2 separate regions of the Homo sapiens genome follow, and region 1 is linked to region 2. Evidence: read pairs that join two places in POLR2A ChIA-PET (ENCODE). Cell type or tissue: PC-3. All regions are shown on one strand. Links, peaks and the distances in the headings refer to the core of each region. The heading gives the core; the rest is flanking DNA.

Region 1 (4,402 bases), core at 248-4,247, 200 kb before region 2:
CTCAGATCTTCCCAGGGAAAAAAGAAATTTGCCTTTGGTTTGGCTTGCTGCTGCCAAAGTACAGGCCTCATCCAATTTAATGTTTATTAGTGATACATAGAGCAGACGTTGTCATATTAAGTCAATACATTTCCATGTGATTTAAGAAAACTGGCTTGAAACTCATGTATTGATTGTAGGCAATCCATCTAATAACTATCTATATTGTTTTCCATGTTTGCTAATTCACCCTTAACCTACTGTATTTTACCAATTCTACTTAAATAGTCTTAGCAGTTCTTATAAAGCAATCATGTGATTTTGCCTAAAAAAAAAAAAAATGGTTGCAGGATTCACAGTGCCTGCAAAAGCTGTCAGGGGGAGGGAAGAGGGACTTTCCACTGAAATATCAGACTGCAGTAAATCTTCCTCATTTAGGCAATTTTTATTGGAGTAATTCTGACAGTTGTCATCCTTGAATTGCTTTGAGCATATGGCATATTTCAAAGAGCAGATTGTGAATCATAAAAAATAAAATTAATAACTAACCACAGAATCAGCAACAGTATAATGACAAGAAACAACTACCTTCTAGTTTTTAAAAATTTCTTATAGAATAAGAAGTACATTCAAGGTCAAATAAAAGTTGCCTTCTTTCTTCTTCAATGGTATCATTTTAAATTACCGTTCTTTAATAAATGATTTTAACTTTTACCTCCTCTAAAGAGAGATATTTGTACTTTTCAAGGGTCTGGTTGACTTTAATTAGTGTCCCCTAGGAATCATCTCAGTTAAGAGAAGATATAAGCTCCCCAGGGACCCAGCAAATGGGGACATTTTATTCTCTAAAGAATGCAGTCCAACCTTAATTGAGTTTGTTGACTGTTAGCTGTTTCCTGTATGGGTAGCTGTCCACATTAACAACACAGCTATCTAATATATCTTCTGGCATAACATATTGTTACAGTAACAGTCTCAACCTAATTTAACAAAAACTAGATGACTTCACATTTCACATCAGGATCAGGAATTACATATGAAAACGTGCATATAAATCTCTATTAATTTAGTGATAGAAAAATATTTTATCCCTAAGACTTAAGTATTAAGAATTGAGCCAAATGGGAAAAATATAAAAGGTTACCTAACCATAAGCCATTATCTCGGACTTTATTGCACTCATGATGCCAAATAATATTTCTTTTCTTCTTGATGCATTTTTTATTTTGCACATAAGCCACTATTTTTTCAGAAACAGTGCTATTCTTTGTCAAAATCACATTCATATAATTTACATCACAATTAATAGGAAATCATTGAACAAAAATGCAGTCTTCTTTTTTCTTGCAGTTTCCTTATAAGTGCTTTGCCTGAAAATTCCCATTCTGGCATATTGAAGGCCATTATTCCACCCACTCAGAACTTCTGGGTTATAGTATTTTTCCAAACATTTTCTGTACTGTGATTTTTCATTTGTGACTCACGTCCTGTCACCATTCTTCTGCTTTTAGGTGCTTAACATAGCTCTGCTCATTAGACCAGCACTAACTTTACATTTGGCTTATAAGCAAAATTAAAGATTGAGTTAGAAACCAGTAGAAAATGCTGCTAGTCTGTAGGGTCTTTCTTTATGTGCACTCCCAAATTATTCCAGAGGCTTGGAAGCCTCCAGAATAACCCTGAGGATATTGACTGAGGAGTCATGTAGAACTTCAGGTGGCTCCTAAATTAGAAAAATTGATGAGAAGAATTAATTTCATGTCTTCTCAAGAATCCTCAGGGATTTCCAGGTTAAGTCAACATTTTCAATATCCTATTCCTCTGTTCTAATCTGCTTTTCCAGGAATCAACTGAACTGATGCCTTGAGAAAGGGGTATTTATGGTCTGTTGATCATAGAGACCCCTGAAGGAGTAAAGCTTTTCAATTGGTGCCCAGGCCTTGCCAGGTTTTAAATACAATTTGAGACTACCTTATTTATCTCTAATCTTTGTATTTGTTGACCCCAAAAGATACCAGTGCTTTATTAACCTTTTTTATTAAGGGCACCATTGACATTTAGGGCGAAACAATTTTTTTTTAGTTTGTGGGCCTGTCTTTTACACTACAGAACATTTACTCTTCATGTTCCCCACTCATTGTGACAACTCAACGAGACCTCCCAACCCATTTTACAGCATTTCCCAGTCCATCTCAACATATCTATACCATCTTTGTTTCTTAAAATACTTATATAACAACAAGGAAAATGCCTTAAACTTGTACTGTAAACGTTATTGAACAAACACTTTATATAGCTGATATTGAACCAACAGTTGTGAGTTTAAAAATCAAGGATGAAAATGAAGCTCATCATCCCTAGTATTAACGAAAAGGATGAGGTGAAACTTCTAAGGGAGATCTTCAGCTGAGTGATGGCAAAAATCCTAGGAAACTGTAGAGCAGGACCGAATCTTTATTCCTTCTATTAGAGCATTTAAAACCTTTGTTCTTCTCTCCCTGGGTGTCTCTCTGTATTTCATCACTCAACCCCTTTCCTGGAGTATTTATGCCCAAACCCTGACTCATGCACTTATGAAGTCCTAGGTTGATCCCCAAGGTATGTGTTTAGAAATGTCAGGTTAGATAAAATCTAATAAGATGCTAGTCAGTGAGAGTGAAGCTTATTTAGCTTTTTCAACATTAGGCATTACCTTCCTGACTTTACCTATATATTTTTATATCCTGATTTGCACTAGAAAATCAGCTAGCCTTACCTCCTAAACATGAAACTACAGATTGTATGAAATACAGAAACCCTAGACTATCCACTCAGCAGATATCCTGAGTACAGCATCTATTGTGATATTTAGGCTAATCCAAAGCCAGCAAAATACACAAGGAATTTATAAAGACAAATAATTGGATTTAATGGGCAAAGACTACATTAGTACAACTTAACATCATTCAGAAACCTTAATTAATACTGCAATGGGCTATAAAGTGGACTTTCTATTTGAACTATTTCTTGTTATTTTTATATTGTTAGAAATTTAAGATCATTTTTTGAGTTAATTTTAAACTGCAGTCTCAAGAGCAACCTAATTCCTATTAAAAACTAACCATTCCCTTAAATGTACTTTCTTCTTTGTTTTGAGACAGTGAGTTATACTGCCAATGACTTCCCTTCCCCCTTATCTGTCTTGCTCTACCTCTGAATAGGAGCCTTCTATATCTATTTTCTAATGAACATTGGCAATATCGTCAGCCTAGAAAACACAAATGTAGTCTTTTCTCATTTTTTCTTCCTCAACCTGAGAATTACCTCGAAGGAGAATTTGCACCCACTCTCTCACTTTCTTTCTCGTCATTCCTCCTCTCTTCCTAAGTAGGACAATTTAATTTGTCAAAAGTAACCACTATGATTTTGAAAGTTCAGCTCCTATTTGGACTAGAGTTACGACGCCAGAATTCATAATCACAGGGAGCTGTCACTCTGCTGGTCTGCATGTGCATTAACTATTAATGGAGAAATATTTAAAACCCACTTGTGAAGGAAAAGCTCCATTTTTTCATTTCTACAGATCAAAGGTGGCATTATTCTTGGGCTTGGGGAAGCTCATGACACCTCCTCCCCCATTCTCTAAGTGTTATAGACTGAGTGACCTAGAAGCATTTCAACGTTTAGAGAGTTATAGCTCAGACTGCTGCTGTTGCTGCTGCACTGTCCTCCCCAGCAGGTACAGCTGACATTGTAGTATGGTGAGGGTGTGCCCTATCAGAGGCTCCTTACCTATGCACAAAGGACTGCCAGTTCGCTGCTACCTACAGAGCACAGATGACAGATCTCCTAGTGATCCGAAGTTGGTCTGGAATTCCAGACTCCAAGGGTTAATTTCAAGGGCCAAATTCAGAAGTTGCAGCCTGGTGATTATTGTTATAATTAAACAAGAGTTTTCAGATAGTATGAAGCTCACTGAAACACCCCACTTATATATTTGTTCCTTGAACGATAGCTTACCTGCTCCTCATCAATAAAATATTAGATTATAGTCATGGGCTGCATAACAAGATTTTTGGCCTTTGAAGGACTACATATGCAATGGTTATCCCATAAGATTATAATACTATATTTTTACTATACCTTTTCTATATTTATGTACACAAATACTTACCATTGTGTTACGGTTGCCTACAGTATTCAGTATAGTAACATGCTGTACAGGTTTGTAGCCTAGGAGCAATAGGCTCTACCGTATAGCCAAGATGTGTAATAGTCTCTACCATCTACTCTATCATCTAGGTTTATCTAAGTACACTCTAGGATGTTCACACAGTGACAAAATCATGAAACACTGCTTGAATGGAGACCAGAAAGTGAGGTGGGGAGAAAGGGAGAGATTATAGCAGGGATATACATTTCTCAGAACATACCCCGTTGTTAA
Region 2 (4,402 bases), core at 312-4,311:
ACAAGTAAGTCTATATATAAACAAAATAACAATCTGCAGGATGAATGAGGTGAATAATCTGTAGACTAGACATGTCTGCGAATTTCTCCTCATTTTGGTCTCTGAAACTGTTGCAGAAATTACTCAGCCTAACTTCAGTTTCAGCCTAACTTCTGTTTCTCAACCAAACTGAAAAATGATTGACCTCAGAAGAATAATCCTGGATACTTCTGATTTACAAGTGGGCCACTTCCGAGAGTCAGTATATATGTAAGGTGTCTGAAATGTAGTATTTACTCTTTCCCTGACAGTGTTTTTAGGAATGCGGCTCAGTTCCCCAACTGGTCTGCAAAAACTTCACTGACAGTGAATCAGGAGATCTAATTTTTTTTATTTAAAAATTTTTGTGGGTACGTGGTTGATGTACACCTTTAGGAGCTCTAATAATATTCCAAGAGCCACAAGCACTCCAGCATCTCACACATCTCTCTGCCTCAGTGGCATCAGCTTTAAAGGGAACAGACTCAGAGGACAACAACTCCTTCACAGAGCAGGTGGATCAATATTTTCGAGGTCCAGTGACTCTGTTATTATGTTTGTTAGATAAAGTATTCCTCTGAATGGGTCACTTTCCATTATGACTAAGAAATGAAGAAATGGTGCCCAGGAACCAGGGGTTTGGGGTTTGCTTCCTCTGATAACTTTTTCTGCATGTAAATTGTTAAGTATTTATTTCTTGGAGAATCACTGTTGGGATGCCTAATCACCATGATCACAGGGCACGGGGATACATGTGAATATGTTGGAAGATGGATTTGCACAAAAGAAGAGTTTCTGAGATTTAGTCTCTCATGAGCAGTTCTCATTTTCAAAACAGAAATAATGTCCTAGGACTTTAAAATGGCCTTTATTGGGCTGTTTGTAAGCCAAATCACCTAAAAATCCCTCAAGTTTGACTTGGGAAACAAACTTTAATCTTTTATTTTGGATTGAGAAAAAATATATCATTTAGTGTCTTATAGAAACTTCTTTGCATTTAAATAAAGGAAAACATATTCACAATTTAACTTAGACGTTATGAAGATTTACTTTCAGCAGATGGTTCCTAAAAGAGGATGAATTAAAATTTACTGGTCTCCAAATGGATATGTAAAGTTAAACACTGGTTTTACATAACCTTTTAGTTAAAAAGTAAAACTTGAAGGTTTAGTCCAAATATCTGAATGGAAATAAAGCCTTACACTCAAACCCAACACCCTCTCTTTATCAAGGACCACGGATATGGTGTAAAGTCCTTAAACCAAAAAGGAAATTGATCCCTATGGCAAAAACAGCAGAATAAGTGAATCCTATTATTAGATGATTATCCTATGCAAGATTTGGAATATATGCCATTATATTTACATTATCGTTCCTTTTAGCCTGCCAGCATGCCCGAGCTGGCTTCCTGTCAGTCTCGGGGATGACTTCCTAGGGGCTGGGGGAGGTGGGGCACATGGCCACGTATGAAGTAGTCTTATCCCAACATTCGGATCTTTGTGTTTCAGAGTATTAACCAGATTACAGGTCATAATCTGTAAAAGCTCCCCTGCTAGTGCCCTGTTTGACTTCTTTCCAGATGAAATCTCTTCAAACAAATCCTGGATCACAATGATACCCTGTTTTGTGCTTGAAGCCAAAGAGAAAAAAAAAATATGTGCATATAGAACGACAAGTATCCGCCAAGGGTAAAGAGCTAGATTGATGAGGTTCTGCATCATCTCTGGAAAAAAAATTGTTCCTGTAAAAGAAGCCAATTGCAACATTTAGGATGAAGTAATTCATCTGGTGATTCTTCTTCCGTTTGAACTTTTCATTTCCTTGGGCTTTTTTAATGGATGCCCAGTTTGAATGTGTCTAGATAAGGACATGACTTATTTATTGGCACTAAGAGCTTTTTATAAATTGAATATGATTTATGGATTTTTAATATTCCCTCTAATTGTTTCTTTACATGAGTTACCACTTTTTTTAAGAGCCAAATTTCATTTGCTTTATGACAGCACATGAGTGAATAAGAAAATTTGGGTTTAAATAAAAAGTTATCCCACTTGGCAACCCAAATCTATTGTCTAACTCATAAAACACTACTGATGGGGATACCCTATTATTTTTAAGGGGTTCATGAAATGGACAGAATTCAACTGTCCTCGTTCTCTGCATGCAGACAGGATATTTATGGGAAAGTATCTAAAAAAAATAGCTTCCATTCTCATTGGAGAGGTCTGGGGTAAAGCTGCTGTAATCAAGCTTGCTTGTTAAATGCCCTCAATTTTTCAGAAGCAATTTTCTGTATCTTTTACTAAGTTTTTTTTTTTTTTCCCAGAGATATACTTTGTAACTCAATCAATGTTTACTAGCATTCTTTCGCGGCTTGGAACTTGCTTCTAACATCATTTAGTAGCTTGTAACTTGCTTCTAGATCAAATAATCTGTTAACATCATTAGAATAATTCCAAGGAGACTAGCCTGCAAAAGAGGCCATTGGTCTCTAGACGAATGTCCTTTAGACTGGAAAGTATTCTCTTCCTTCCCAGTACATCCCTTAGCTGAACACCACACATGCCCACACCGGGATGCCAGTCTGCATGTTATCGTCGTCTACTTCAACCCTTCCTGGTCCATACCTCCTATGTTACTACGTTCCTATCAGTAAGCAAATTCCAAAGATCTTAATCACCTTCAGGTAGAGCTTTGGGCTTCCTCTAGCTCTGATCAGTGTGGCACTGAAGCCAACAAGCAACATAAGACAAAGCAAAGTGAAGAAGCTGCCACCCCAGGAGAAGAGTTTCCCCTTCTTCTCCATTAAGTTGCCAAGGTGTTTCCTTTGCTGGGACCTGCCCAAATCTCCAGGCCCTAGACCATTTCCCCAAACTACAGCCCATGCCTCTGCAGACTGTTCCTTGTGTCCTACTCTGTTCTCTGGCCAGGTACGGTGGGAGGCCAAGGCGGGTAAATCACGAGGTCAGGAGTTTAAGATCAGCCTGATGAAACCCCGTCTCTACTAAAAACTACAAAAATTTGCCAGGCATGGTGGCAGGCTCCTGTAATCCCAGCAACTCTGGAGGCTGAGGTGGGAGAATTGCTTGAACCCAGGTGGCGGAGGCTGCAGTGAGCCGCGAGAATCGCTTGAACCAGGGTGGTGGAGGTTGCAGCGAGCCGAGATGGCACTACTGCACTCCAGCCTGGGTGACAGAGTGAGACTCTGTCTCCAAAAAAAAAAAAGTCTTTTCTTACTCCATCTAAATTTCACTTTTTATTAATACTTTTCATGAAGTGTGATTTACACATATAATACAATTCACTCACTCGAGGTATATAATTTAATACATTTTCATAATTATATGTAGTCATGAAACCACCTCCCCAATCAAGAGATGGAACAATCCCATTCCTTTAAAATGTTCCCTTGTGCCTCTTTATGGTGGATGCCTTCTCCTGACTCCCAGATCCAAGTAACCAGTGACCTGCTTTCTCTCACTGTAATTTTGACCTTCCCAGAATTTCATATAGGACTCATACTTTATGTACTCTATTGTGTTTGGATTATTTTACTTAGCCTGCTTTTTTTAGATTCATCAGTATAGTTGTTTCTCTTGTTTTTTGCTCAGTATATATCACAATATATTTATCTATTGACTCGCTGACAAGAGTCATGTTGATTTTGCTCCACATATTCCATTTCCTCCGACACTGGTTTGAAAGTGAATTCCTTGAGTTTCAAAATGTCTGATCCCAAAACTGAGCTAATTAAACACATCTGTATTGAAATGTAACAGAAAACATCCAGAGAAGCGGAAGGATCCATGGGGTCCTCAAAAAGGAAGGATATTTTCTTGTACTGATGCTCTTTGGGAGATTAATTATTCACGTGTGGGAAATTCATGCCACATTGGAGAGGTGTAGTTTATTCAACATTGGAAAGAACAAAGGCACAGCATGGTCGTTTGTCTCCTCTGCGGTCTCCCTTGATTCTGGTATCTTTTAAAGGTAAACTTAATTTTTCCCTCCTACCTTATCTGCCAGCGTTCCTGAGCCTTGTATCTAGTAGAAGTCTGTTTCTCCTAACGGCCACTTAGATTACAGGTAAAATGTAGTCAGGAATTTCTGCAGTTATTTAAATATGTAAGTCCCACTACAGTTCCTTCACATACGCCCTTGAGTGTTTAGTTTGTTTTCTATCTACCTCAATGCTGACATTTAAAAATCTGATGATCAATTATTTGAAAAGAATTCTTGTTTGAACTTACAGGTCACTTTGTTTAAAAAAAAACTACTCGATCTGAGTTGCTATAGTCATGACGTCTGCAGTGGTTTTCAAGTTGTAGTATGCATAAAATCACCAGAAGTAGCTTGTCAAATGTGAGGGCCCTGAGCCTCACCT

What was found. Peaks named below come from ENCODE experiments on the same cell type or tissue, not always from the same donor. Only the 100,000 strongest peaks of a DNase experiment are listed, where the experiment ranks them.
Region 1: POLR2A ChIA-PET joins it to region 2 with 6 read pairs; 2 of 35 experiments call an interaction of 5 or more read pairs at or near these places.

Annotation. Positions count from the first base shown.
Region 1 is chr14:32,696,489-32,700,890 of GRCh38, forward strand. All of the region lies in intron 9 of AKAP6 (A-kinase anchoring protein 6), which reads left to right. Among named protein-coding and RNA genes, the nearest start is that of NPAS3, 240 kb to the right of the region's middle. In PC-3, for the core only: no CTCF peak of the experiment used is centred there; DNase peaks (open chromatin) are centred at 1,473 and 2,543.
Region 2 is chr14:32,898,972-32,903,373 of GRCh38, forward strand. No RefSeq gene overlaps it. Among named protein-coding and RNA genes, the nearest start is that of NPAS3, 38 kb to the right of the region's middle. In PC-3, for the core only: no CTCF peak of the experiment used is centred there; no DNase peak of the experiment used is centred there.